2 separate regions of the Homo sapiens genome follow, and region 1 is linked to region 2. Evidence: read pairs that join two places in POLR2A ChIA-PET (ENCODE). Cell type or tissue: PC-9. All regions are shown on one strand. Each heading gives the region's core, and the rest is flanking DNA. Links, peaks and the distances in the headings are about the cores only. Region 1 overlaps FRMPD3 (FERM and PDZ domain containing 3). Region 2 has its middle 38 kb from the start of RNF128.

What was found. ChIA-PET counts read pairs that join two places held together with the same protein. Peaks named below come from ENCODE experiments on the same cell type or tissue, not always from the same donor. Only the 100,000 strongest peaks of a DNase experiment are listed, where the experiment ranks them.
Region 1: POLR2A ChIA-PET joins it to region 2 with 5 read pairs; 1 of 35 experiments calls an interaction of 5 or more read pairs at or near these places.

Annotation. Positions count from the first base shown.
Region 1 is chrX:107,557,098-107,572,572 of GRCh38, reverse strand. FRMPD3 (FERM and PDZ domain containing 3) reads right to left here. Exons shown (of 15, transcript NM_001388459.1): 9 at 12,180-12,316; 10 at 11,720-11,846; 11 at 9,373-9,462; 12 at 7,507-7,686. Among named protein-coding and RNA genes, the nearest start is that of FRMPD3-AS1, 19 kb to the right of the region's middle. RefSeq lists enhancers at 8,089-8,886, 8,887-9,682, 10,481-11,278. In PC-9, for the core only: no CTCF peak of the experiment used is centred there; a DNase peak (open chromatin) is centred at 9,912.
Region 2 is chrX:106,681,060-106,695,474 of GRCh38, reverse strand. It overlaps a transcript of RNF128 not described here. Among named protein-coding and RNA genes, the nearest start is that of RNF128, 38 kb to the left of the region's middle. In PC-9, for the core only: no CTCF peak of the experiment used is centred there; DNase peaks (open chromatin) are centred at 1,874, 2,184 and 2,564; H3K4me3 peaks cover 1,332 bases; H3K27ac peaks cover 2,135 bases.

The sequences.
Region 1 (15,475 bases), core at 7,602-11,601, 870 kb before region 2:
AGAGATGGTGTTTCACCATGTTGGTCAGGCTAGTCTCGAACTCCTGACTTTCAGTGATCCACCCGTCTCAGGCTCCCAAAGTCTGAAGGCTCTTTCTAAAGCACAAGTCTCATTGTTATTTAAAATCTTCAATAGCTCATCACCTGTAGAAAATCCAACTGCCTTACAATGGCATACAAATCCCTTCAGGACCTGGACCCAACCTCCATCTCCAACCATATCTCCCATTAACTCCACTGGTGCTCCCCTCCCATCACTGTCCCTCACCTTATACTCCAGCAATTACAAATACAGTTCCTCATGTTCCTTCACATCTTCATACCTTAACCTATGCTGTTCCCTCTGGCTGAAATGCTCCTGTGCCCTGCTTTGTCCACCCAACAAGCTGCCATAAACTGGCTAGATGCCTCCTGGAGAACATGACCAAGTGAAAGATGCATCCATTCATTCCAGGACTAGGCCAACCTAGTTCCTGCCCTCATGGAGCTTACAATCGAGCAGGAAATAAGACATAACCCAAATCAAATAACCATGCAAATAAATATGATTGCGAGGTGTGATAAGTACTTTGAGGAAAACGTATAGAGAGCTACCCAAACGTAGAATGTCCTGGAGTGGTACGTGGGTGGGTAAGTGTGAATGTGTGCGTGTGTGACTAATTTGGTTTCAGACACTGGAGACAGCTTTGAGAAAATAGCATTGGCTGACAAATATAATGTGAGACCATTTGACCAAAGTAGAGGCTGAATGGCTGGCTGACTAATGAGCTGGCCGGCTGCAGGGCAGTCTGACTCACTCATGCCCTGGTTGACAAGCCAGCTCAGGACAGACAGAATGCCTAACAGCCTCACATTCTGACCGCTGAGCTGCCTGGCTGGCTGGTTGGCTGGCTAATGGACAGAATTACTGACTGGAGGCTGGGAGAATGGCTGATTGACTTCATTGTCTGACCACTTCAGTTTCCCCTCTTACCCCCAAGATAGCCCAGTGCCAGTAATAAAACAGCACGAAAGCAAAATCCCGTGCACAGAGAGGGCCAAGCACAACCCCAGCTGGCTCAGCACAGCACAGCTCATCAGGAGCCTCTCCTTGTCATCCCCAGACAGCCAACTTGGCCCCAGCATGGGCCAAATGCAGCTCGCAGTAAAAGGAACACAAATGCACTTTTTGCCAAGAGAAAAATGAAATTTTTGCCAAGAGAAAAATGAAATTTTTGCCAACAGGTAAAAATGAAATCAAAAGCAGGCAAACAAAAAGGTTGGACAGGTTCCTTAGAAACCTTCAAAAACAATTTTTTATTTTAGATAGGATTTTAATGATCATGACGTGTAATGTAACGCTTGTCCCTACAGAGATCACTAGAGAAATAAAGCTCAAACATGAGAATAGGACACATACTGGGCCACAAGATATCCCTTGGGACATTCCTTTGATGATTTCTTTTTCCACCTTATGTGCTTCTGTGGTAATGGGGTATGGTAATGGCCCAGGTATGCCTCAGTCCCAGGCTGCCATCTCTTGAAGAAAGATATTTGAATACTACCTCATGTTTGCTCCACTAAGAGCAAGTAAGCTGAGTGAAAACTAATTAATATGCCCAGGCCATCTTCAAATGTAGCATGAGGAAAGGAGAATGGAGTTGGAGGCATGAGCCAGCCAGAAGAAGGTACAGCAGGGATTAATTTGACATGCTTCAGCTACATCTCCTTCCCAGGGTGCCCTGGGAGCTAACAGGCACTTAGCACTCTGAAATGCCAACTAGGAAAAGGATTTTCCCTGGGGTAGCCTTCGCTCACTCTAGCATCCCTGAAAACAGGAAAAGGATGGAATCAAGGGGCCTGGAGGGGAAGGGTAAAAGATGATGGTCTAGAGACCCAAGGGATCAGTATATTTGGTTCTTGCCTCCACAGCACTGGGAAAGGCTAATTGGGCACAGCCAGCCAATTTGGGGGCAAGGCAGAATATCACTTAAGGTAGTGGTTCTCAGGCCAGATACAAATTAGAATCACCTGGAAGTGGTAAAGACCTGTATACCCCTGGGCCCCAACCCCCCAGAATTCTTATTTTAAATGGTCTGGGAGGAAGAGTCTGGGCATCCAGTGGTTTTTAAATCTCTACATATGATTCTAATGTGCAGTCAGGGCTGAGAACTACTTTAAATGAACCATCTTAATTTCACCAGACCCTTACAGAATATTACCAGACCAGAGTGGCCTGTCTAGGGGGAAATGGGCCAAGTCTGGTTTCTAACTTCCATGTCCCCTGTTAAGGATGTTCAGACAGTCCTTCTTCAGTGTAACCTATGCAGTTGTGTGCTGGTAAACATTTCACAAGCAGTTCTTTCTTTCCTTTCTTTCCTTTCCTTCCTGCCTCCCTCCCCCGCTCCCCCCTTCCTCCCTCCTTCCCTTCCTTCCTTTCCTTTCCTTCCCTCCCTTCCTTCCTTCCTTCCTCGCTCTCTTTTTCTCTCTCTCTTTCTTTCTTTCTCTCTTTCCTTCCTTTCTTTTCTTTTCTTTTCTCTTTCTTTCTTTCTTTCATCTTTCTTTCTTTCCTTTTTTTTTTGACTGTCTCTTGCTCTGTCACCCAAGCTGGAGTGCAGTGGCATGATCACGGCTCACTGCAACCTCTGCCTCCTAGGCTCCAGCCATCCTCCCACCTCAACCTCCTGAGTAGCTGGGATTACAGGCGCAAGCCACCATGCCCAGCTAATTTTTGTATTTTTAGTAGAGACAGAGTTTCGCCATGTTGGTCAAGATGGTCTGAAACTACTGGCCTCAAACAATCCACCCATCTCAGCCTCCCAAAGTGCTAGATTACAGGCGTGAGCCACTGCACCCAGCCCACAGCCAGTTCTTTCAAGTAGTAATTTGTAGCATTGGCCAATTTCCCTGGTGTACATACACCCACCATGGCTGCTTTCAAACTATTAACATGATGGCACTGAACAAAGAGATGGGGAGAGATGTGCCCAGCTGGCTCTGATGCACTGTGTGAGCCAGCTCCAGCACACCACTGGCTCGGTGGGTAGATTCTTACTGAGCCCAGGGAAGCCATTCTCTAGTAAGAAGCTTCCCAACCCTGCTCTCCCAATTCCTTCCCAGAGCCACCTCTTACTAAACACAAATATTGCTGATATAAGCACCTCTAAGAAGCTTTCCTTAATACCCCCAGCCAGAATTTTGTCCTTCCCTGTACTCCCCTAACATGCTCTTGGTAGCTCTCCTATGGCACTTCCTTCTGTGTGCCATGTATTTGTGCTTTTTTTTTTTTTTTTTTTTTTTGAGATGGAGTCTCGCTCTGTCACCCAGGCTGTAGTGTGGTGGCACAATCTGGGCTCACTCCAACTTCCACCTCCTGGGTTCAAGGGATTCTCCTGCCTCAGCCTCCAGAATAGCTGGGATTACAGGTGTGCGCCACGATGCGTGGCTAATTTTTGTATTTTTAGTAGAGACAGGGTTTTGCCATGTTGGCCAGGCTGGTCTTGAACTCCTGATCTCAGGTGATCTGCCCGCCTCAGCCTCCCAAAGTGCTGGGATTACAGGCATTAGCCACCGTGCAGGGCTGTATATGTCCATTTCTATCCTACAAGCTAGGTAAGCTTTTTGAAGGCAAGGAGCCATGGTTCTCTCTCTCTCTCTCTCTCTCCCTCTCTCTCTCTCTCTCTCTCTCTTTCATTTTTGTGGAGAACAGGGTCTCACTATATTGCCCAGGCAGGTCTTGAACTCCTGGGCTCAAGTTATCCTCTCACTTGTGCCTTCCTAAGTTCTGGAACTACAGGCATGAGCCACTGCACCCAGCAAGCCATGTTTTTTTCTGTCTTTTAATTTTTTTTCTATTTTTTTGAGACGGAGTCTCACTTTGTCCCCCAGGCTGGGATGCAGTGGCATGATCTCGGCTCACTGCAACCTCTGCCTCCCAGGTTCAAGCAATTCTCCCGCCTCAGCCTCCCAAGTAGCTGGGATTACAGGTGTGTGCCACCACGCCCAGCTGATTTTTTTTTTTTTTTTTTGCATTTTTAGTGGAGATTTAGTGGAGACAGGATTTCACCATGTTGGCCAGGCTGGTTTCGAACTCCTGACTTCAAGTGATCTGCCTCCCTTGGCCTCCCAAAATGCTGGGATTACAGGCATGAGCGACTGTGCCCAGCCTCTTTATTTAAAAAACAAAAAATTCTGGAGGACTGTTGTGGGGTGGGGGGAGGGGGGAGGGATAGCATTAGGAGATATACCTAATGCTAAATGACGAGTTAATGGGTGCAGCACACCAACATGGCACATGTATACATATGTAACAAACCTGCACATTGTGCACATGTACCCTAAAACTTAAAGTATAATAATAAAATAAAATAAAATAAATTCTGTGTTTAGCATGCTTCCCAGCAACAGCAAGTTCATACTAAATGACTGTCAAATCTAAACCTTGATCTTTTTTTCTCCCTCAATCTTCCCTTTCTCTTTTCACTACAATATCATCCATTTTGCTTCTGCTGGGCACATAGTACCATTCTTCAGAGTACTTGGGACCCATGAAGTAGGCAGAAGGGCTAGGTATAATAAGACACGTGCATTGTCTGTGCAAGAGTGGTATGCAGGGGAGAATATGCACCCACATCTTACTGATTTTGCATATTTCACATCTCCTCTTTTTTTCTCATTACCACTGCTGTCCCTCCAGCACAGGCCCTTGTCCCTTCACTCCTGGACTAGTGCCATGATCCCCTCCTCACTGCCCTAGCTCGACATTAGCTTTGCTCTCCCCCATCTTGCACCCTGGTCCAAATCAACTTTTATTTGATCACCCCTCTGCTCAAAGACCTACTGTGGATTCTCACTGTTCTACCACATTGAATCTAAATTCCACAGACTGGCCTTTGAGGCTTTTAACCAACTTGTTCTGCCCACCCCCAATCTCTTCAATCTCTTTTCTCGTTATTCTCCTCTCCAGCCAAGCAACTATGCTTATCGACCTGCACATATGGCTTGCTTATTTCTGTGCTTGCTCCTTGCCTTTGAACACATCCCACTTCTCTCTGCTAATTCATGCCTATCACTTCAAGATCCAGCTTAAAACACCCTCTTGTGGGAAGCCAGATCTGATTAACTCCTTCCTGTTCTTTTGTTCCATATTCCACATCACACTTGTCTGTAACATTTACTTCATATTACTTTTTCTTTACTGATGTTTTGCTTTTGAAAAAATAACAGGTCTCATTCATTGAGTACTTACTGTGTGCCAGGCAGTATGCTAAGACATTTTATGTACATTTTTTCATTTAATACTCACAACAGGCCGGGTGCAGTGGCTCATGCCTGTAATCCCAGCACTTTGGGAGGCCGACTTGGGAGGACTGCTTGAGCCCAGGAGTTCAAGACAAGCCTGGGCAACATAGCAAGACCCCCATCTCTAAAATTAAAAATAATAATAATAATCCTGATAAAAACCTTTTGAGATAGGCATTCCATTTTGCAGTTGAGGGAATCGGGATTCAGAGAGGTTAAGACACTTTCTGAAGGTCACACAGGAAGGCTGGGATTTGAGCCTTGTCTGATTCCAGAGCTCTATACATGTTCTGATATTGTGCTTTAAAGGCAGGTCATGTGTCTTTGTGAATCTAGTCTCCCCAATGACAATGTAGCCTCTCCAGGGCAGCATTCATTCCCACAACTGTGGCTGGATCACCCCTAGAAATAAGCATAGTGCTCCTCACTCAGACAACACCCACTGATCCCCTGTTCAGCCTGTTTCCTCCCAGAGCTCTGGTAATACAGGTCTCAAGCCTGTGCATTCTCAAAGTGGTTGCATTACACAGTCACCTAGGAAACTGAAAAAAATAAATAAATCCTGATGCCTGGGTTTCACCCATGACCAAAGAAATCATAATCTCTGAGAGTAGGACCCAGGCATCTGTTTTTTTCTTAAAGCACTTAAGGACATTCTATTGTGTAGTCAATGTTGAGAATCACTCAGAACATAGAAGACTCAGTTGGAAAGCTGTGTCTCTATTTTAAACCCCTTTTATTTCTCAGGAAGCCACATCTCCCCTGCATGCCTTGTCTTCCCTGCCCCCTTCTCTGCCCGTCCATTTGGCTTTTTACCCAACAACATCTGAGGAGTGCAGCAACCATTGGTTGAGGAGGTAGCCGCAAGCCAATTAAACATCGGCTCCAAGCCAGTTCCTAAACCAATGGGAATCCTGTGAATCACAGGTGGAAAAATCAACACATTAAAGCTTTCTGGGTTTCACAAAGACAAAAATAAAGCAAATAATTTTCTCTTTTAGAAACAGCAAACACTCCACCTCTTAATCTGCTACCAATATCTCCCCCTGGGAAATCGTTTAAGAAAGGAAAGTTGCAACTCCTCTAAGAGCTTCCGCCAGCTGGCAGGCAGGCCTGCCCCCCACCCACAGTGGTCACTGGTATTCAAACAGGAGAGCTGTGGAGGGGGTGGCTGACCAAGACTGCCAGACTTTGCACAGGCGACAGCTGCTTGCCAGTCCGAAGGAGTTGATCTATGGGAATGAATCTAAGGTTCTGGAAGGGCTGGACTCTGGGAGGTGAAATAAGGACAAGGCTCTGCATGTTCCCCTTCTTCCCAGGCCCCCTCTGTTCTGTTCACATGCTCAGACACCCTCTCTTCAATGACTCAAGGTGCGTGTCCCTATGGCAGGGCCCCCCAACTGCTGTGCACATGGAATGGGTGAAGATGGGCCAAGATATTCATTCCTATAGTTTCTGGGGCAGCCAGGCAGAACCTGGGGTGGACAGAGTCTCTGGGGCTGCTACATTTACCCCAGTGTTCCACATGAATATAATTTTTTTTTCTTTTTTCTTTTCTTTCTTTATTATTACTTTTTATTTATTTTATTTTTTTTTTTTGAGACAGGGTTTCACTCTGTTGCCCAGGCTGGAGTGTAGTGGTGCAATCACAGCTCACTGCAGCCTTGACCTCTCTGGCCCAGGCAGTCCTCCCACCTCAGTCCCCTGAGTAGCTGGGACCACAGGTGTGTGCTACCATGCCCAGCTAAGTTTTGTAATTTTTTGTAGAGACAGGGTTTCACCATGTTGCCCAGGCTGGTCTCAAACCCCTTGGACTCAAGTTATCTGCCCACCTTGGCCTCCCAAAGCATGAGATTACAGGCATGAGCCACCATGCCGGCCTGTGAATATAATTTTCTGTGTGCTATGATATGAGAAAAATGGGAAGCAGTGGTCTGGGGGTAGCTCCAAGTTCTCCAGTTTCCCTGCCCTGTGCTGAAGAACTGTCTCAGGCTGATCTGACTCTCCATAGCATTCCTTAGTGCTGGCTGACCTTATTATGTGGTCAAAATGGCATGTCCCAGAGGGCTGAGAAGAGACATATTAGCCCAAAGAGTCCCAGGGTTGAACCACTTCAGAATTACTGAACCTCACCTAACAGATTCCAATTCTCTTTCTCAAGTTTACTTCTTCCTCTATTCCCAAGGCCTGTTCCTAAACAGAAGGAGGCCCTCAAAGCAGGGCTTACCTTGGCATCCATGATGCTGGTCTCCACCCGGGCCACGCCCTGGTTCTCCCGGAACAGCTGGATCTTGCTGATCTTGCTGAACTCGGACAGCACAGTGGTGAGGTTGGTTTTGAGGTCAATAACATGGCTGATGCCATGACGGGGTCCCACCAGGAGCGTGGTGGCCGACTGCTTCTCATCCTGGTGCCCAAGAATGGCAGGCAACGTTCACAGAAGGAAGGGTGGAGGAGGTGGGGAGAGGAGGCAGGAGGAGGAAATAGAAAACATGCATTGGACTCTCTGGTGGGGTCTGAAAATATCTGGGGCTCAGTGCCACAGTAGGACAACCTGGAGGGGAAAATGGTCTGGGACAGAAAATGGTTCCTGGGATAGAGCCCCAGATTATGGGTCCAAATGAACACCTTAGCCTCAGCAGCAGGTTGAGTAAAGTGCACAGGCAGAAGGGCTAGCTCAAGCAAAACCGTGAAGTAGGTGAGGTTTGTTTGGGGGCCTTTGGAGCACCCTCCCCTTCCAAGCCCCAGGGGCTTTCCATTTGTTGCTGCAGGCCATTTGAGGCCCCCACCCAGTGCTCTGCCTGAGAAGGCGGCATCCTGTGTCTGGTCTTTACCCTCCCCCCACCAACAGCCACTCAAACTTGCACTTCTCACCCAGGCCAAAAACTAAACTGGCACAGTAACTCTGCCTAAGGTGTTGAGGGTTGATTGGGTACTTCATGGCAGCCTCCCTCGTTAAGCAGAGATTTGCCTTTTAATGGGCACTCCAGCAGGTATGGCCAATAGAAATTTTAGCAGTGGTAGGTGGGTGGAAGAAAGATTTGACAGTGTATGAAGGAGGTGGGAGGGGACAGTGGGCTTTCAGTGTTCTGCAAATCCCAGTATGTAAATGGCTACCTCTCGGCCTGAAGGACTGGATTCCCTTAAGAGGTCTTGACAGATTCCTTGGAGCAATCAAGCTTGGGTCGTCTGGAGGCCCATTCCCTGGTATTAGCATCACCCTGAGGAACCTCTTGTGCCTGTCTATAGGCACTTTGATAAGTGGCTTTCCACCGATGTGCCGCACTAGCTGACAATGTGCTCCTGGGAGCAAGACAAGCACCTGGATCCAATTAGCAAGGTGATTTGAATTTCCTTTCACCAGGGTAAACTAGCCTGGGGCACAGTCTTAGGGTGGGACCAGCTGTGCCCTGCCCCAGAGCCTTGTTCCTGCAGCAAAGGTGCTGAGCAAGCAGGGGGAGAAGTAGAAGGACTCAGGAAACCTAGGGTAGGGGACTGTGGGAGTATGTGGAACAAAAATGAAATAGAGCAGGGGTTGCCTAACCATGGCCCATGGGCCAAATACCACCCACCACCTATTTTTTATGGCCCAGGAGCTAAGAATGGTTTTTAGATTTTTTAATGGTAGGGAAAAAAAATCAGAAGAGGCATGTTTTGTGACATGTGAAAAGTACATGAAATTCAAATTTTCGTATCCATAAATAATTATTGGTAAACAGCCACACCCATTTGTTTATGCATTGTCTGTGGCTGCTTTCATAATCTGACAGCAGGGCTGAGTAGTTGCCACAGTTGCCAGTATGGCCCGCCTGCAAAACCTAAAATATTTACTATCTGGCCCTTTATGGAAAAAGTATGCTGCGCCCCCAAATCGAGGAAGAGGAACAAAAAAAGGTCATGGAGGGATACTCAAAACAAATATCTCCTCCCACTTTATCATTTTGGCAGAGGCAGGGCCAGGGAGGTAAGAGGTAGAAGGAGGAGGAAGAGGAACGAAGGCCTTTAGAAATATTTGCCCCTCCTGCCCCCACACCCAAGGACAAGAGCCAACAAGGGGCTCCCTCCCCACATCCCCCAATCCTGCGCCACTGACCAGGCCTACAGTGTTGAACAAAACGCCCGTGAAGGTAGGAAGTTCATTCAGAATTCGTAGATACTGGAGCTTTGCCTGAATTGCAGAGCCCTGTGGAAAAACCCATCCAGAAATATGAGAAGCCTGAGGGGCACAGGAAAAGCAAACCCATGTTCTCAACGAGGAGTCTCAACATCCTAGGACAGGCACCAGTCAGCAAGTGACACTGTGGAGATGTGAAGATGCCCTTCTTAAAACAGCAGCAAGGTTCTAGTTTGGACAGCTCTTCCCTCTAGTATCTCATCTCCCTTTCTAAAATCTTGTCCTACCTCCTGATCTTCATTCCTAAAGTATCCAGCTTACTCATTTTGTTTTTGGTTTAATTCCAACTAACTGACGCCCCACCTAATCCATACCTCTCTCCTGAGATGTTTCAGACCCCTAGAGTCATGTACATGCTGGTCATTCCCCAGCTGGGGGTCCCACTCAATACCGTTCATACTAAGCATTCCTAAGTCCCAAGCCTGCACTTCAGGCATTCCTGGTCTATATCAGCATCCCCTGGGCAATCAAGCCAGAAACCTGTGAGTCACACTGGACTCCTCCTTAATCGCCTCATGTGAGAGCCAGCAGTTACCAGATCATCTGGATACTTACCCCCTAGCTCCTTTTCCAATCTATCCATCCCTCTTCTCTAGCCAGTCATTGCCTTGACATTCCCACCTGTGTCAGGGTGACAGCCAGGTTACCTTCAGGACTGACACTTGTTTCCCTCTTTCCCTCAAGTGCCTCCACACTGTTAGAGGGAGCATCCTAAAACATAAGTTTAATCACATCAGCTCCCTGCTTTAAACCCTTCAATGGCTCCCAGCTGCCTAGAGGATGAAGTACAACCTCTTTCCTTGGCACACAAGGCCCTCCATGAACTGGCTCCTGCCAACCTCTCTGGCCTCTTCTCTTGCCCCTATCTTCACCCCTTGCACACAGCTTGCATTTTCTGTACTTGCTTAGGCTGAATGATTTGCATTTCTGTCCTTGCACCATGGTTTCTCATATCTCTGGGCCTTTGTACAGATGGATCTCTCTGCCTGGGAAACACTTCCTCCCATGACCCATGCCCACGGATTAATCTAGACAAACTCTTATCTGTCTTTCAAGACCCAGCTCTGGCCTTTTCCACCTCCCTCAGGCTGGGCTTAGTGTTCTTCCTCTGTGCTTCCAGAGCACCTGTGCCTAATGCACTGTGTTGGGACTGACTAATGTGTTTCCCCATTAGACTGTGCCTGACTCAGGGGCCAAGACCAGGCCCTCTTCATCTTCATATTTCCAACCCAAGCACTGGGGTGCCTCGAAAAAAATGTTACCTGAGGAGATGGTGGTGAGCACTGATGCTCTCAGTTGAGAAGAAAACAATCTGATTAAATATTCACAGCAAGGTGGGAATGGCTTAACTCTCCGGGGAAATTTGCATCTTAAAAGAGAAGCTAGTTGGTAATGCAAGAAATCTGGAATGGGAGGAATGTATGGGGCGATTGCGTCCCATATGTACATCTGCATGCTGATTCTAGTGCGTCTCACCACTCTCCTGCTTCTAGGGCAGGAAGCACAGGCAGATTGAATCTTACAAAGCTAAGAAGCTGCTGCGGGGCTTGGGAAAGCAGACAGTGGGAGTCCCTCAGAGCACTAGAAAGTGGAGGCAGTAACCTGATCCCTCACCATTCCACCCAGTGACCCATTCTCCAGGTCAGGTCTTGTGCCCCCAACTCTCCCACTTTCCCCTGGGCTGGGGTTTTGTCTCCCAGAATTCCACACCCTAGGACTGATGAATTAGAGGTACAGAGGTACATTTCCTTTTTTTACATTTTTTTTAAATTATTTTTTTAAAAGTAAAGACGCTGTCTCACTATGTTGCCCAGACTGGTCTCAAACTCCTGGGCTCAAGTGATCTTCCTGCTTTGGCCTCCCAAAGCGCTGGGATTACAGGCATGAGCCACCACACCAGCCTAGTCATTTCCATGGAAAACATGTGCCTCCCTAGGGTCCAGTGCTTTCCACATGATACATGCTCAGTCGGCACTGACTAATTGGTGAAAAGGACCTGAGAATTATCTCCTGCATCTTGGCCCCTTTGCTTTGAGGACCCTGAGCTCTCTCAGTGATGTGTCACTCAGCTGTCTCTTTGGGATGCTCAGGCTTGGGGAAGACTCCTCTCCACAACTGCCCCACACCTGGCCAAGCCGTATGTGCACCTGAGTCAAAAGCAGTGGTGAGGATCCCTAGAGGACCAGACTCTGCTGGGAAACCACCCAGGATCTCCCTGTGGCCAGTAGTGCCTGGAGCACCATGCCCAGTGGTCTACTCTGGATACCTTGGTGCCGCAGGAAGGATGTGTTTGGTGAGCCTTCAGTTGCTGAGAGAGAGATTTCCGGAGGTTCTTCTCTTTGATGACCTGCAGGAGGGAGGGGGGAAGAAAGGGTTCCAGGCCCCACTCCTTCCTAAAAGCAGAAGAAAAGTAAGAGATTAGTGAGAGAGGCAAAGTGGGACAGAGAGAAGATGGTAAGACAGAAATTGACTGAATCTGAGAGGTAGAGATGGAGGAATAGAGACTGGGAGAAAGAAAAAGGGACAGGGATAGGAAAATAACATTAGCCACAGCTCCCTAGTAGAAGCTGTAGCTCTAGGGCTTCATAGTCTAGATATGAGGGACTCCAATTCTCACTCCCATCCCATGTCCTACATTTCTGAAAAGCATAGCATAGCTCAACCAGTGTACCTTTTCCCTACGCAACTATTCGCCCCCCATCCCAACGGGCCGCAGCACAACTCACTCCACATTCTTGAGCGAGATCTTCTGACTAGGTCGAGTGGCTGAGACAGTGATATAGATGTGGAGCGCAGCAAGGCCCAAAAGCATCTCTGGCTTGGGATCCATTCCAAAGCGTTCTCGAATAACATCATTCCGACTCTGTGAGAGAGGGCAGTCCAAACCTATCAGCTGAAGGAGACATTCCTTCCCCACCCCCTGATCTACTCCCTTACATCCCAGACAATACTCATAGTATCAGTAAGGCATGCTAGATCAAGGGACAGAGGAAGGAGCTCCCCTTGGAGAAGAGACAACAGAGGAGGCTCAGGTCTCATAGACACTGTTCACTTTATTCAGCAGATACTAGATAGCCTTCTCAGTGACAGGGGCACACAATGGCAAGGTACAAGCAGACAGTCCAGTTCACTGCAAAAGTGAGACATGGCACCACTCCCTTTCTTTCCTCCTTTTATAAGAGACTTTCCTACTTTTTTTCATGGGGGTTATACTCACCCCCAAGCCATACAAGGCTCCTTTACTAGCTCAGATGGAAACAAGGGGAGAAAGATACTGGGAGGGACTCTCCACAGGGCCCTGGCCCAGAAGCCCAGGGTGAGAGCTGAATTGCAGGGATGGGGGAGGCATTCTTCTTCTTGGTGTCTGAAGGACAAAAATGTTGATGAGTCAATCTTCCCTATGCTATCCTAGAGGAGGTCTCCAGGAACTACTGGCCAAGGGTATGACAACCCCCAAACCCTGAGGGTCACAGCCCCAGCTATCAATGAGTCAGCCTTGGTTAGACCAGTTTCCCATTTTGTTAAAGTGGAACCAGTATGGACTAAGGGACTAGGAAGCCACAGTGATATCACTATAATATAGGAGAGAGTGGAAAAGGAATACATCATCAATGATCATCTATGTAGAAAATTCAGTGGATTCTATTACAAAAAACTACTACAACTACAGTTTTCCCTTGGTATCCATGGAGGATTTCTTCCAGGACCCCCATGGATACTGAAATTTGTGGATGCTTAAGTCCTTTATATAAAATGCTGTGGTATTTGCATGTAACCTATGCAAATCCTCCTGTATACCTCTATCACCTCTAGATTACTTATAATGCCTAATACAATTAAAATGCTATATAAGGCCAGGTGCAATGGCTCATGCCTGTAATCACAGCACTTTGGGAGGCGGAGACTGGTGGATTACCTGAGATCAGGAGTTCAAGACCAGCCTGGACAACATGGTGAAACCCCGTCTCTACTAAAAATACAAAAATTAGCTGGGCATGGTGGCGGGCGCCTGTAATCCCAGCTACTTGAGAGGCTGAGGCAGGAGAATCACTTGAACTCAGGAGGTGGAGGTTCCAATGAGCCGAGAGCGAAACTCCATCTCAAAAAAAAAAAAAAATTGCTATAGTGCTATGTAGGCCAGATGCTGTGGCTCATGCCTAAAGTCACAGCACTTTGGGAGGTTGAGGCAGGTGAATCACTTGAGGTCAGGAGTTTGAGACCAGCCTGGCCAACATGGTGAAACCCTGTCTCTATTAAGAAATACAAAAATTAGCTGGGCGTGGTGGTGCATGTCTATAGTCCCAGCTACTTGGGAAGCTGAGGCAGGAGAATTGTTTGAACCTGGGAGGTGGAGGTTGCAGTGAGCCGAGATCATGGCACTGCACTCTAGCCTGGGTGACAGAGCGAGACTCTGTCTCAAACTAAACTAAAATAAAAATGCTATGCAAATAGTTATTATATTATATTTTTAAATTTTGTATTTTTTATTATTGCACTGTTATTTTTTATTGTTTTTGAATATTTTCAAAATCCACAAATATGGAACCTGTAGATATGAAGGGCCAAATGTAGTGAGTTTACCAAGGTTTCAGGATATAAGATCAATACACAAAAATCAATTGTATTTCTATTCTTTTAAAAATAAATCTTTTTGTATAGAGATGGGGGTCTCACTATGTTGCCCAGGCTGGTCTTGAACTCCTGAGCTCAAGTGATCTTCCTGCTTCAGTCTCCCAAAGTGCTGCAATTACAGACGTGAGCCAACATGCCCAACCCCAACTCTATTTGTATATGCTAGCAAGAAATAATTGAAAATTGGAATTAAAATCAAAATCATTTACAATAGCATCAAAAAATATGAAATAATTAGGGACAAATCTGACAAAACATATGAAAGACCTATATACTGAAAACTACAAAATACTGCTGAGGAAAATTATAGAAGGTATAATTAAATGTAGAAATACTGTGTTCAGGGATTGGAAGGCTCAATATTGTTAGGATGTCAATTGTCCCCAAATTGATCTATAGTTTCAACACAATCCTAATCCAAATCACAGCAGGTTTTGGTAGAAATTATCATGGTGATTCTAAAATTCACATGAAAATGCAAAGGACCTATAATAGCCAAACCAACTTTGAAAAAGAACAAAGTTGGAGAACAAATACTTCCTGATTTCAAGAATTATTATAAAGCTCCAGTAATCAAGAGTGTGATGTTGACATAACGACAGACAAGTAGACCAACAGATCAGAATAGAGAGTACAGGAATAGATCTATATATATATATATATATATATATATATATATATATATATATAGACAACAGATTTTTAACAAAAGTACAAAGGCAATTCAGTGGAGGAAGGATACTCTTCTCAACAAAAGGTGCTATAACAATTGGATATCCATATGCAAAAAAAAACACACACACACACACACACACACACACACGAAACTTTGATGGATACCTTGCACCACATACAAAAGTTAATTCAAATGGATCATAGGCCTAAATATAAAACTGTAAATGATAAAACATCTAGAAAAAAATAGGGGAAAATTCTTGTAACCTTGGGTTAGACAAAGATTTTTTAGATATGACACCAAAAGCACTGTCCATAAAAGAACAAATTAGCAAACTGGACTTCATCAAAATTCACACATTTGCTCTGTGAAAGACGTTGTTTAGAGACTGAAAAGGAAAGCTACACACTGGAAGAAAATATTTGCAAATAATATATCTAACAAACAGCTTGTATCCAGAGTATATAAAGAACTCTCAAAACTCAATAAGAAAACAACCCAATAAAAAAGCAGGCAAAGATCTAAATGGACACTTCCCCCGAGAAGATGCGTAGCATCAAATAAACACATGAAAAGATGCTCAACATCATTAGTCATTAGGAAAATGCAAATGAAAATCACAATGAGATGCCACTACGCACTATCAGAATGACTAAAGTAAAAAAAGAATACTGAAAATACCAAGTGCTGATAAGGATGTAAGAAAATGAAACT
Region 2 (14,415 bases), core at 1-4,000:
CAGTTTGGTTTTCAAATATTAGTACCAAACAGTGATATTGTATGTGTACAACTTGGAACATTCCAAGCACCATACTATTCTTAACATAAGTTTGATTTTCTCCTTTTCATAATTCTAAAATCTGTTTAATTTAATTTGCATTAATTTTCTTAGAGGCCAAATTTGGCAATAACACCAATTATCAAAATTTTGTATTCATTTACTGTCAGCGCTTGCCTTGATTGAAATTATTCCTTTTTTTTTTTAGACCAAGTCTGATAAAAACACACATACCTATCCACAGTGAACAAAATGGGGTTCAGAAGTTTACTTCTTCATTGGTTTAAAAATCTATTTACTTGGAAACTGTTTTTTTAAATAAATAAAAACCAGTGATTTTCAGAAGTAACTCCTTTAAAAAGTTAATAAATTAGAAGTTTCTATTTACTTAAGAAGCCATTAGTAAATATTTCTAAGGGAAATCTTTATTTTCTTTGTTAATTACAGTGTTATCCTATTTCTGCCATACACTTTTCAATGGGTAATATCACGTTTTTGCAGATTCGTTTGTATCAGTCCCGCAAAAAGATTCAAATCTTACAAGCATACAGTAGAGTCAAGTTCTCATTTCTATAACATTTTACACACTTATAATATGCTATTATTTAAGCATAATGAAACTGTTTTGCAGTTTCACAAACTTGAAAACATACAATCCCTTTTGCAGGAGAAAATAAATCAAACTGAGAAGTGCAAATTAATAATGAAATTAAATTTTTTAATGTTTAGAGGTAAAGGCACAGTTTATTAAAAAGCAACTCACGATATAATGCCCACTGAGGAAACTTATATTGCTAAGAAAACATGAAAGAAAATAGGAATCACTTCATGAATTGCTACTGTCTTTGGAACAAATTAATTAAAAATATTAAATAATAATAAAGTAATTACAAGTTGTGCCAGGCAAGAAAATTTAAAGTAAAATTATTTTACAACCTTGTTGCCAGATCCTAGACCAGTTCTAGATGGAAATACCATTCTAAGATAAACGGACATTAACTCTCTTTGTGAATCAATTATTACTTACCAAAATTTGCCATCTGTATCGTCTGATTGCCAGTCTCTGGAGCATTGTAAATCACAACAGCATCAGCATTTCTTCTGCCCGCTGTTTGAATTTTTTCTGAAAATGTACAATTACCTCTTTCTATCAGCGCAATCCAGGGCTTCTTAGTATTACTAAACTCAGTGTTGTGGTCACAAGCTTGGTAGTTATTGTTCTTAGGGATGCCTACCACTCCCATAGCATTAGCCACTGGTGAAGCTAATCCATAAACGCCACATTCACATGTCTCTATTGCAGTGTAGTTGCTGGTTTCATTGTAATAAGTCACAGTCACATAGGCACTCATTGAAAAAGATGCTGTAATTTTAAGTAAAAAGGTAAAAATTACAAGGAGCCAAAAAAAACTGGACCTATTCTCCTGGTTCATTGCTCATTCATTTGAGTATAAAATTTAAGATGTTTGCTGATATTTCCAACTATCAGTCACCATTGTCCACTCACGTCCCTGCTGAACAGAAGTTTGAAATTTCAGTTGCACGTAGGTAACTGATCTCACCTCTAGCAACATAACCTCTGGATACATCAGCTCTATTTCACTTTAGTTATCTACATTCCCCTTTGCTTGCCCCTCCTCCAGCTGTACACACAGGTAACCCTTAACCAGGACTACCTTAGTAATAAATAACACCATCAACTTTATTCTACATGTCAACTTATTAGGATTGGATGACTTCCTGCAGTACATTTTTTTTTCTTCTTACTGTTCCAACTAATGCACTTTCATAAACATGGAGTGGATTGGAAAGAGGAACTGGACTCTGGGGAATCCCACGTGACAAGGCTGAAAGTTACCTCTCTCAGAATATCTAAAACACTAAACTGGTTTGCCAAGCCCTGCTGAAATATGCTATCAACCAGTTCAGCCTGGAGTAAGTTAAGATCCATGAGTTTAATTGCTATGGCATTAGTAGAATGAATTTTATTGCTTTTTTCTCTTCTAATTTCTCTCTCTCTCTCTCTCTCTCTCTCTGTGTGTGTGTGTGTGTGTGTGTGTGTGTGTGTGTGTGTTTTCTTAGCAGGCTCCCCAAGGGATATCCTCTGTTACCTTGTTTATTCGTTGGAAAACAAACATATTTCAGTAGCTAGAATTCCTTTCCTTTCAAGTATAGTGCCTTGCCCATGGCAGGCACTCAAATATTTGTTGATTGATTGATACCTGCAAGTTGCTGCATTCCATTAATTTTTGTGCCCCATGTGTTATACTCTAAAAAAGGTTGTTGAAGGTTTAATTTTTAACATTTACATTTTTAAATTTTTAGTTCTCCCAGATGTATAGACAACTTTATTTGTTTCATTGCTTCCTTTAGTTCAAGCTCTGTTTTTATTCAGGAGCACACTGGACACTAAGAGCATTAGGACACATACGCTACGGGGTCAACTGGTCTGTGAAAATTGCTGGGATGGGGAGATTGCAATGTGTGCCAAGGGCTGATGAAGGAATAGATGAACGAACAAGACAAACAGAGATATCAGGAGTCTGACTGGGCCAAGAGTCAGCAAACTAGACAAACAGGCATCAGGCTTCCAGGGAAGCAAAAAGCTACCAGGTCAAAAGGAAGGTAGGGACAATGGTAGTCCAAGGTCCAAGTCAGGTAATCTGGAATCAGGAAGGTTTACTAGAGTCAAGGGGACAGGACAACCGAAAATAAAAAAATAGGAGACGTTGTTGATGGAGGTGGTCAATGAAGCTGTTTCTTCTCCCTACTTCTTGTCCGCTTTTAAACATCTGAAATATCAGTGTTGGAGTGGACCCTGCAGGTGAGAATTAACAGTTCACACCACTCAGCAGAGGGAAGGAGTTCAGGGAATCAGCAGCAGAACCTGCTGAATAAATCCCAGCAGATGTATAATACAAATATGAACCTTGCTATCATATCATAGCTGCCAATTACTCATTAGCGTACCCTCCCATAGTACCTGGTACTACTAGCATCATACACCTAGTAACAGCCTAATAATTCATATAATTGAACTGAAAAGATTAAAGGTCTTGTGTATTAGCTTATGGTCAATTTAAGAGTAAACACAAATAGTTCATTATTTTGCTACTAGCCCTATCATTTTGATGTGTTTTTAGGATCACAATAAAGCCTGTATTCACCAGAGAAAATTATCAGACTAAAAACAGAAATGTTATTATTGTTATTATAAATGTTGTCAAAACCATTAGCTTAGAGATTGCTGATGGACAGTCTTTTGTGATAAATTCAACATCAACATTCAACATTTAAATAATTAGTAAAATCCCAGAAATTTGATCTATCCTTTTCTGCCAATTAAATTACTCCTTAAAAAATCTTCTCATGAAAAACTTTAAAAGCAGATTAATGAGAAGTTACCTAAATCCATTAGAAGTCAAATTTTAAAAAATAATATTTCTTTGTTTATCTTAAGATTTCTTTTCATTATTTTGTGTAGGGATTTTTTCTTAGTTACATGATCATATTTATATATTTTTAAATTAGTTTTTCATTTAATATCTCAGTCATTATATATTTTATCTTATAATCTTTGTAGACAATGCTTTGTTGGATAAATGATATTCCATTAATGGAAATACCTCGGTTTACTTAGTCATTCCATTTTTGTTTGGTCAAAATTTTAAATAATATTTTTGCTATTATCATTTTGTTATAATAACTTTTTCTGTGTTTAAGATTATATCCTAACAGTTTTTTTCAGTGGATTTAATAGGTTGAAGTTTTGAACATTTAAAAAATCTTAACACATTTTACGTATTCAGGAAACAATTCAGGATAAAAATACACTAAGGAAAAGCTCTCCTGCCTCATTTCTCCTCCCATGTCTCCAGGGTAGTTACCAGAGGCTGGGAAGGGAAGGAGGAGGGAGGGATGAAGAGAAGTTGGTTAATGGGTACAAGAATACAGTTAGCTAGAAGGAAGAAGTTCTAGTATTCGATAGTACAGAAGGGTGAATATAGTTAGCAACAGTGTATGGTATATTTCAAAAACAGTTAGAAGAGAAGAATTGTAATGATCCCAACACAAAGAAAAGATAAATGTTTGAGGTGATGGATATCCCAATTACCCTGATTTTATCGATATACATTGCATGTGTCAAAATGTCACATGTACCCCATAAATATGCACAACTATAATCTATCAATAAAAAATACAAAAAGGCCAGGCACAGTGGCTCATGCCTGTAATCTCAGCATTTTGGGAGGTAGAGGCGTGCAGATTGCTTGAGCCCTAGAGTTTGAGACCACACTGGGCAACATGATGAAACCCCATCTCTATCAAAAAAAAAATAGCTGGTGTGGCGGTGTGCATCTGTGGTCCCAGCTACTCGGGAGGCTGAGGCAGGAGGATTGCTTGAGCCTGGGAGGTCGAGGATGCAGTGAGCTGAGATTGCACCACTGCACTTCAGCCTGGGTGACAGAGTGACTCTGTCTCAAAAAACAAAACAAGACAAAACAAAACAACCCAAGAAGGCACCATTCAATAAATGGTGATGGGACAATTGGCTAGTCAGTTAAAGAAGGAAAATAATCAGTTTGCTCCTCATTTCCTCCTCACAAAACACCCAAATAAATTACAGTTGGATTAAGTAATAATGTTTTTTGAAAAATTAAGAATTTTTTAAAACCAGCAGACACAGACCTGGGTATTTATTAAACCTTGTGAAAGGGAAAAGACTGTCATATCAGTGGAAAAAATTAAAGTGGAACATTTGCTCACTCAACAATATTGAACTATTTTAAATAGGCAGTGATACATTGGGGAAATATTTGTAGCAAATGCCCCAAAGGTATTTTATTACATGTTATTAAAGATCTTATACCCATGGAAAGCAAAGCAAATTAAAGAATAATATGCATACTATGACTTTCTTTTGGTAATAAAACCAAGCCTTCTTTGCATCTTTACAAAGAAGTGTAATTGTATGCACAAACAAGGAGAAAGGTAGGAAGACACACCCAGGCCTTTACCACTGGCTCCCTGTTAAATAATCTGAACATACTAGTTTCAAATCTTGACATATTTTTGCACAAGTTAAATCATTAAGTTCTGAAAAAAGGACAACTTGGATGGGTGCAGTGGCTCATGCCTGTAATCCCAGCACTTTGGGAGGCTGAGGCTGGCGGATTGCTTGAGCTCAGGAGTTCGAGACCAGCCTGGGCAACAAGACAAAACCCCGTCTCTCTATATATATATTTTAAAAAAATACAAATAAAATAAATTTTAAACAATGACAACTTTCCCATAACATCTTGTGCCAGTGTTGGTGTAATAAGAGAACATTCCTAAGCTATTATGTTACATTGCACTGGAGGTTGAAGTACATAACTTAAACTTGAAAATAAAATTTTTGTGTGTGGGTAGGTGTATTCATGGGGAACATGAGATATTTGAATACAGGCATGCAATGTGTAAAAATCACATCAGGGCAAATGGGATATCCATCACCTCAAGCATTTATCTTCACTTTGTGTTATAAACAATCCAATTATACTCTTCTGGTTATTTGTAAATGTACAACAAATTGTTCCTCTGTTGTGCTATCAAATACTAGATCTTATTCATTCTATCTAACTATATTTTTGTACCCAACAACCATCCCTGCTTCTTCCCTCTGCACTACTCTTGCAGGCCTTGTAACCAACCTTTATCTTTCTATATCCATGAATTCAATTGTTTTAATTTTTATCTTCCACAAATAAGTGAGAACATGCAAAGTTTGTCTTTCTGTGCCTGGCTTATTTCACTTAACATGATGATCTCCAGTTCTACCTATGTTGTTGCAAATGACAGAATCTTATTCTTTTTTATGGCCAAATAGTGCTCTATTATGTACATATACCACATTTTCTTTATTCATTCGTCTGTTGATGGACGCTTAAGTTGATTCCAAATCATGGTTATTGTGAATAGTGCTGCAATAAACATAGGGGTATAGATATATCTTCGATATGTTGAGTTCCTTTCTTTTGTATGTAGACCTAACAGTGGGATTGCTGGATCTTATGGCAGTTCTAGTTTAGTTTTTTGAGTAACCTCCAAACTGTTCTCTATAGTAGTTGTATCAGTTTACATTTCTACCAACATTATATGAAAGTTCTCTTTTCTCCACATCCTCATCAGTATTAATTATTGCCTGTCTTTTGGATAAAAGCCATTTTAACTGGGGTAAGATGATATCTCATTGTAGCTTTGTTTTGTATTTCTCTGATGATCAGTGATGTTGAGCACATTTTCGTGAATCTGCTTGCCATTTGTATGTCTTCTTTTGAGAAATCTTTTATCAGATCTTTTGCCCATTTTGATTGGATTATTAGATTTTGTCCTGTAAGTTGCTTGTGTTCCTTATATATTTTGGTTATTAATCCCTAGTTTATAGATGAATAGTTTGCAAATATTTTCTCCCATTTTGTGAATTGTCTCTTCACTTTGTTGATTGCTTCCTTTGCTGTGCAGAAGCTTTTTAACTTGATGTGAACTCATTTGTCCATTTTTTATTTGATTGCCTGTGCTTGTAGAGTATTACTGAAGAAATCTTTGCCCTGTCCAATGACCTGGAGAGTTTCCCCAATGTTTTCTTGCAGTAGTTTCAGAGTTTGAAGTCTTAGATTTAAGTCTTTAATTGATTTTGATTTGATTTTTGTATATGGTGAGAGATAGGGTCTAGTTTTATTCCTCTGCGTATGGATATCCAGTTTTCCCATCACCATTTATTGAAGAGACTGTCCATTCCCCAATGTAGGTTCTTGGCATATTTGTTGAAAATGAGTTCACTTTAGATGTATGGATTTATTTCTGGTTTGTCTATTCTGTTCCTTTGGTCTCTGTGTCTGTTTTCATACCAGTGCCATGCTGTTCTGGATACTATAGCTGTGTAGTACAATTTGAAGTCAGGTAATGTGATTCCGCCAGTTTTGTTCTTTTTGTTCATGATCACTTTGGCTATTCTGAATCTTGTGGGGTTTTATATAAATATTAGGAATTTTCATTTTCTCTTTGTGAAGAATGTCATTGGTATTTTAGTAGGGATTGTGTTGAATCCCATAGATCGCTTTGGGTATTGTGGACATTTTAACAATATTGGTTCTTCCAATCCATAAACATGGACTATCTTTTCTTTTTTTTTGGCCTCTTCAATTTCTTGAGTCAATGTTTTATAGTTTTCATTTTAGAGGTATTTTATTTCTTTGATTAAGTTTACTCCTCTGTATTTTATTTTGTTTTTAGCTTTGCTAAGTGGAATAAATTTTTTGGTCTCCTTTTCAGATTGTTTGCTATCAGCATATAGAAATGCTACTAACTTTTTTATGTTGATTTTGTATCCTGCAACGTTACTGAATTTATTTATCTGTTCTAGTAGTTTTCGGTGGAATCTTTAGATTTTCCTACTACAAGATCATATCATCAGCAAAGAAGGATAATTTGACTTTTTCCTTGCCAATTTAAATGCCCTTTATTTCTTTCTCTTGTCTGATTGTTTTAGGTAGGATTCTCAGTACAATGTTGAATAATGGTGAAAGTGGGCATCCTTGTCATGTTCCAGATCTTAGAGGAAATACTTTCAGTTTTTCCCCATTCAACATGATACTTGCAATGGGTCTGTTATATATAGCTTTTATTGTGTTGAGGTATGTTCTTTCTATATGCAGTTCTCTGAGGGTTTTTATCATGAAGCGATGTGAACTTTATCATAATGTTTTTCAGCATCAATTGAAATGATCATGTGGTTTTTGTCCTTTATTCTGTTGATATGATGTATCACATTGATTGACTTTTGTGTGTTGAGCCATCCTTGCATCCTTGGGATAAATCCCTCTTAGTCATGATGAGTGAACTTTTTAATGTGTTGTTAAATTTGGTTTGCTAGTATTTTGTTGAGGATTTTTGCATCAATATATATCAGGGATATTGACCTGTAGTTTTCTTTTTGTTGATTTATCTTTCCCTGGTTTTGGTATCAAGTTAATACTGACCTCATAGGAGTTTGGAAGTATTCCCTCTTTCTCTGTTTTATGGAATAGTTTGAGTAGAATTGGTATTAGTTCTTCTTAAATATTTGGTAGAACTCAGCAGTGAAACCATTTGGTCTCCTGTTTTCCTTTACTGGGAAAATTTTTATTATGGCTTAGGTCTCGTTACTTGTTATTGGCCTGTTAAGGTTTTGGATTTCTTCATTGTTCAATGTTGGAAGGTCGTATAAGTCTAGGAATTTAGCCATTTCTTCTAAGTTTTCCAATTTATTGGCATATAATTGCTCATAGCAGCCTTAAATGATCCTTCAAATTTCTGTAGTATCAGTTGAAATGTTTCCTATTTTCACCTCTGATTTTATTTATTTGTATCTTCCCTCTTTTTTTCTTAGCTAGTTTAGCTAAAGATTTGTCAATTTTATTTATCTTTTGAAAAAAACGAGTTTTTGTTTCATTGATGTTTCGTATTTCTGTAAATTTCATTTTCATTTATTTCTGCTCTGATCTTTATTACTTTTCTGTACCAATTTCAGATTTTGTTTGCTCTTGCTTTTCTAGTTCTTTAAGATGTATTGTTAGGTTGTTTATTTGAAGTTTTCCTACTTTTAAAATGTAGGTGCTTACTGCTATAAACTTTCCTCTTAGCACTGCTTTTGCTGTATATGATACATTTTGATATGTTGTATTTCTATTATCATTTGTTTCAATACATTTTTCGTTTTGTTCTCAGTTTCTTCATTGACCCATGGGTCATTCAGGAGCATATTATTTAATTTCTATATGATTGTATAGTTTCAAAAATTCCTCTTGTTACTGATATCTAGTTTTATTCTATTGTGGGCAGAAAATATATTTGATATAATTTCATTATTTTTTGAATTTTAAAAACTTGTTTTGTGGACTAATATATGGTCTATCATTGAGAACGATCCACGTGGTGAGGAGAAGAATGTGTATTCTGCAGCCATTGGATGAAATGTCCTGTAAGTATCTATTAGGTCCATTTGGTCTATAGTGCAGATTAAGTTCAATGTTTCTTTGTTGATTTTCTGCCTGGAAGATCTGTCTAATGCTGAATGTAGGGTGTTGAAGCCTCTAGCTATTATTTTTTGAGGTCTTTCTGTCTTTAGCTCTAATAATATTTATTTTATATATCTAGATACTCTAGTGTTGGGTGCATATACATTTACAATTGTTATATCCTCTTTCTGAATTGACCCCTTTATCATTATGTAATGATCTCTGTCTCTTCTTACAATTTTTGTCTTGAAATATATTTTGTCTAATGTAAGGATAGCTACTCCTGCTCTTTTTTGGGTTTCCTTTGGCAGGGAATATATTTTTCTATCCCTTTATTTTCAGTCTACATGTGTCTTTAGAGGTAAAGTGTGTTTTTCATAGATAGCAGATAATCGGGTCTTGTTTTTTGTTTCATCCATTCAGCCATTGTCTATCTCTTGATTGGAAAGTTCAGTTCATTTATATTCAATCTTATTATTGATAATTAAGGGCTTACTCTTGACACTTAGTTATTTGTTTTCTGGTTGTTTTGTGGTCTTCTCTTCCTTCTTTCCTTCATTGCTGTGTTCCCTTTAGTAAAGGTGATTTTCTCTGGTGTTATGACTTCTTGATTTTTATTTTTTGTGTACTTGTTGTAGGTTTTTTAATTTGAGGTTGCCACGAGGCTTGCAAATGATATTTTATAACTAATTATTTTAAACTGATAACTACTTAACACTGATTGCATAAATAAACAAACAAACAAGCAAAGAGAAAACTGATAAAACTCTATACTTTAACTTCATCCTCCCATGTTTTAACTTTTTGTTTTTTCTATTTATATTTTATTATACTATCTATTTCTTGAAAAGTTGTTGTAGTTTTTATTTTTGGTAGGTTCATCTCTTAGTCTTTCTACTCAAGATATATGTAGTTTAGATACCACAAATACAGTGTTATAATATTTTGTGTTTTTCTGTGTACTTACTATTACCAGTGAGTTTTGTCTCTTCAGATGATTTCTTATGACTCATTAACATCCTTTTCTTTTGGATTGAAGAACTCCCTGTAGCATTTTTCACAGGACAGGTCTGGTGTCAATGAAGTCCCTCAGCTTCCGTTTGTTTGGGAAAGTCTTTATTTCTCCTTCATGTTTTAAGAATATTTTATCTGGATAGTCTATTCTAGGATGAAAGTTTCTTTCCTTCAGTACTTTAAATATGTCATGCTACTCTCTCCTGGCTTGTAAGGTTTCCACTGAAAAGTTTGCTGCCAGGCATATTGGAGCTCCTTGGTATGTTAGTTGTTTATTTTCTCTTACTGCTTGTAGGATCCTTTCTTTATCCTTGACCTTTGGAAATTTATTACTTAATGCGTTGAGGTAGTCTTCTTTGGGTTAAATCTGGTTGGTGTTCTATAATTTTCTTGTACTTGAATATTCCTATCTTTCTCTAGGTTTGGGAAGTTCTCTATTATTATTCCTTTGAATAAACTTTCCACCCTGATCTCTCTACTTCCTTTTTAAGACCTATAACTCTTAGATTTGCCCTTCTGATGCTATTTTCTAGATCTTGTAGGTGTGTTTCACTCTTTTTTATTCTTTTTTTCTTTTATCTTCTCTTTGTATTTTCATATAGGCTGTCTTCAAGCTCACTAATTCTTTCTTCTGCTTGATCTTTTTGTTGTTGTTGAGAGACTCTGATGCATCCTTCAGTATGTCATTTGCATTTCTTAGCTCCAGAATTTCAGCTTCTTTTAAAATTATTTCAATCTCTTTGTTAAATTTATCTGATAGGATTCTGAAATCCTTCTCCATGTTACTTTGAATTTCTTTGAGCTTCCTCAAAACAGCTCATTTGACTTCTTTGCCTGAAATATCACATATATCTGTCTCTTCAGGATTGGTCACTGGTGCCTTGTTTAGTTCATTTGGTGAGGTAATGTTTGCTTGGATGGCGTTGATGCTTGTGGACTTTGGAAATTGAAGGGATAGGTACTTATTGCAGTCTTTACTGTCTGGGCTTGTTTGTACGCATCCTGCTTAAGGAAGCTTGCCAAGTCTTTAAAGGGACTTAGGTATTGTGGTGTAAGTCTTTGGTCCCTGCAGCCATATCTTCATTACGGGGCACTCCAAACCCAGTAATTCTGTGTCTCTTGTAGACACACAGAGTTACCGCCTTGGTGGTCTTGGGTAAGATCTAAAAGAATTCCCTGGATTACCAGGCAGAGACTCTTGTTGTCTTCCCTTACTTTCTCCCAAACAAACAGAATCTCTCTCTCTGTGCTGAACCTCCTAGAGCTGAGTGAGGGTTGATACAAGTACCCCTGTTCCCACCACCATTGGAAATGTGCTGGGTCAGATCTGAAGCAAACAGCACTGGGTTTTGCCCAAGACCCATGGTGACCATTCCTGGCGGCCACCTATGTTTACTCAAGGCCCTACGGCTTTACAATTAACAAGTGGCAAATGCAACCAGGCTTATGTCCTTCCCTTCAGGGTGGCAAGTTCCTCACCCAATCCTGGGAGGGTCCAGAGATGCTATCCAGGAGCCAAGGGCTGGGATTGGGACCTTAGGAATCTACCCAGTACTCTATTCTACTGAAGCTGATGTGGTACCCAAGTTGCAAGACCAAATCTTTTCTACCCTTTCCTCCACTTCTCTCAAGTGGAGGAATTTTTTCCTGTGGCCATCACCACCCCAGGCTGTGGCAAGTACTGCCTGGCTACCGCTGATGTTTAACTGCCAAGGGTTCTTCTGTCAGCCTGTGGTGAATGCTTCCAGGTCTGGGTCTCTCCCTTAAGGGCACTGGCTCCCCTCTGACCCAGGGAAGGTCCAGAAATACCATCCAGGAGCAAAGGCCTGGTATCAGGAACTCTAGAAGCCTGCTTGGTGCTCTACCCCAATGTGGCTGAGCTGGTGCCCAAGCTGCAAGACAAAGTCCCTTTACTCTTCCCTCTCCTTTCCTCAAGCAGAAAGAGTCTCTCCCTGTAGCCACCACAGCTGGGAATGTGCTGGGTCACACCTGAAGCCAGCATGTCTCTGAGTCTCACCCATGGCCCACAGTGAGTACTGCCTGGCTACCACTGCTGATTATTCAGGACCCAAGACCTCTTTAGTCAGCAGGTGATAAATCCTGCTAGCACAGTGTCTTTCCCTTCTAGGCAGCAGGTTATCGTCTGGCCCAGGGTGTGTCTAGAAATGTCATCTGGTAGCTGAGACCTGGAATGGAAGCCTCAGCACTCTGCCCAGTGCCTTATCCTACTTTGACTGAACTAGTATCCAAGTTGCAAGACAAAGTCCTCTTTAGTCTCCCCTCTCCTCTCCTTAAGCAGAAGGAAGGAGTCTCTCCTGGAGCTGTAAGCTGCACTGCCTAAGGTTGGGGGAGGGGTGATGCAAGCACTCCCTTGGCTGCCTTAGCCAGTGTCTCACTGCCTGTGAGCCCTGCACAGCACTGTTGCTTGCCCAGGAATTGCAGTCCTTGTGGTGTAGACTGCCTTTCATTTATTTAGGACCCCAGAGAACTTCAGCCTGTGGTGGTGGGGCTTGCTGGAACTCAGGTTCCTACCACTGGGATGGAGGATTCCCCCTGGCTAGGGCTGTTCTAAATGCTCCCTCTGTGAGCACTGGCTGAATTCTGCCCTGTGTTGCTTTCTTCTGTGACAGGGCAGCACTGAGTTCCGATGCAAAGTCCCACAATCACTGCACTCTCCCTCCCCCATGCACACAGATTCTCTGTCCACACTACGTGGTTGCTGCTGGTGGATGGGTGGTGTAGGCAATTCAAGACTGTCTTTTCTACCCTCTTCAGTGCCTCCTTCCTTAATATGTTAAAACCAGGTACTGTGATCACTCGCCTGATTTTTTGTTCCTATAAAGGTGTTTTTGTGTGGATAGTTGTTCAATTTTGTGTTACTGTTGTGCGTACAATTGGTGGAATCTTCTTTTTGACCATCTTGCTCTGCTTCCGCCTGAAGTACATGACGTTATGGTAACCATCGTCATATATAATGCACATAAGTGCTTTTACATTTTCCTTTTATGGTTTTCAGAGAGTCATAACTTGCAAATACAATTTTAAATTGTTTTTAAAAATTTGCAGTTGAGTAGAATTAGTCCTAAAATAATAAATACCCATCAATACAATTTTCTTTCTTTTTTTTTAACTCAAGATAATTTGCTGGAAGGTGAATGGTCTAAGTGCTTATTCAGTGTTTTTAGTTTGTCTGTGGAACACCTACATTAGGATCCCTTGGAAGCTTACTAAAATGAAGGTTCTTGGGTCCCACCCTCCATCATCTTGAATCAAAATCTGAGGGGAAACCTAGGAACTTGCTTTTTAAATAAGCTCTCCAGGTAATTTCTATGCACTTTCAAGTTTAAGAACTTTAGATCATACAACTTCTACATGATGTATAGTAACTGGATCTAGTTCTGGTTTTGACAAATAAGTTGCTGCCATTTCATTTTAAACTCATTGTGCCTCAACTTCCAATCTATAAATGTTTGATGTTTACTTTTACTTTAAGTGGTACTCTGAACATTTATGGAGCATCTCACAACCCAAAACTTTCCACAAGTGCCAACTCTGCAATAACTAGTATCACATCCTTGGGAAAATAAAAATCTCTCTGGGCCCTTTACTTCATTTGCACAATAAACAAGGTTAGACTAGGATTTATCTATAAGGCCTTTTCCAAATGAAACGCACTAGAGCTCTGTGAAAAAGTTGTTTACAAATTACCAATTTCTAATGTTTTCCTTCCCAGCAGCACAATTCATAATAAAGCTGCATTAATAGTACATGAAATTACAGAGCCTAAATAGGAGGTGAGTTTAAAGCATTGTGTGACACTTGAGCTCTAATAAAACTAACAAATGCTTGAAACAGTACTATATACCAATGATTTGCAAAGTTATTTGCACATTAAAATCACCTGGGGACCTTTTAGCTACTCCAGTGCCCAGGCCACACCCCAATTAGAGGTGCATCTCAGGCACAGTAATTATGAAGCTTTCTAGGTGATACCAATATGAAGCTAAGTTTTAGAACCACTACTATATATTGCTGTCAAAATTTAACATTACTAGACCTTTTCAACTACTTGTACTTAATATTAAGTACCTGAATGAAAGTACTTATTACATTTAAAAATCTATATTTTAACTGTAACAAAATCTGCATTTTAATGTTACCTTTAAAATTTATATTGAATATATCTACCTCTCTCAATATTATTTGTTACCTAGCTGGTCTCCTTGCTTTCACCTTTGCCTCCTACATTTGTAGAATACAGGTTTAACTTCTGTTCAGATACTCAAAATAATAGTGACTTAAAGAAAACAGAATTTTATTTTTT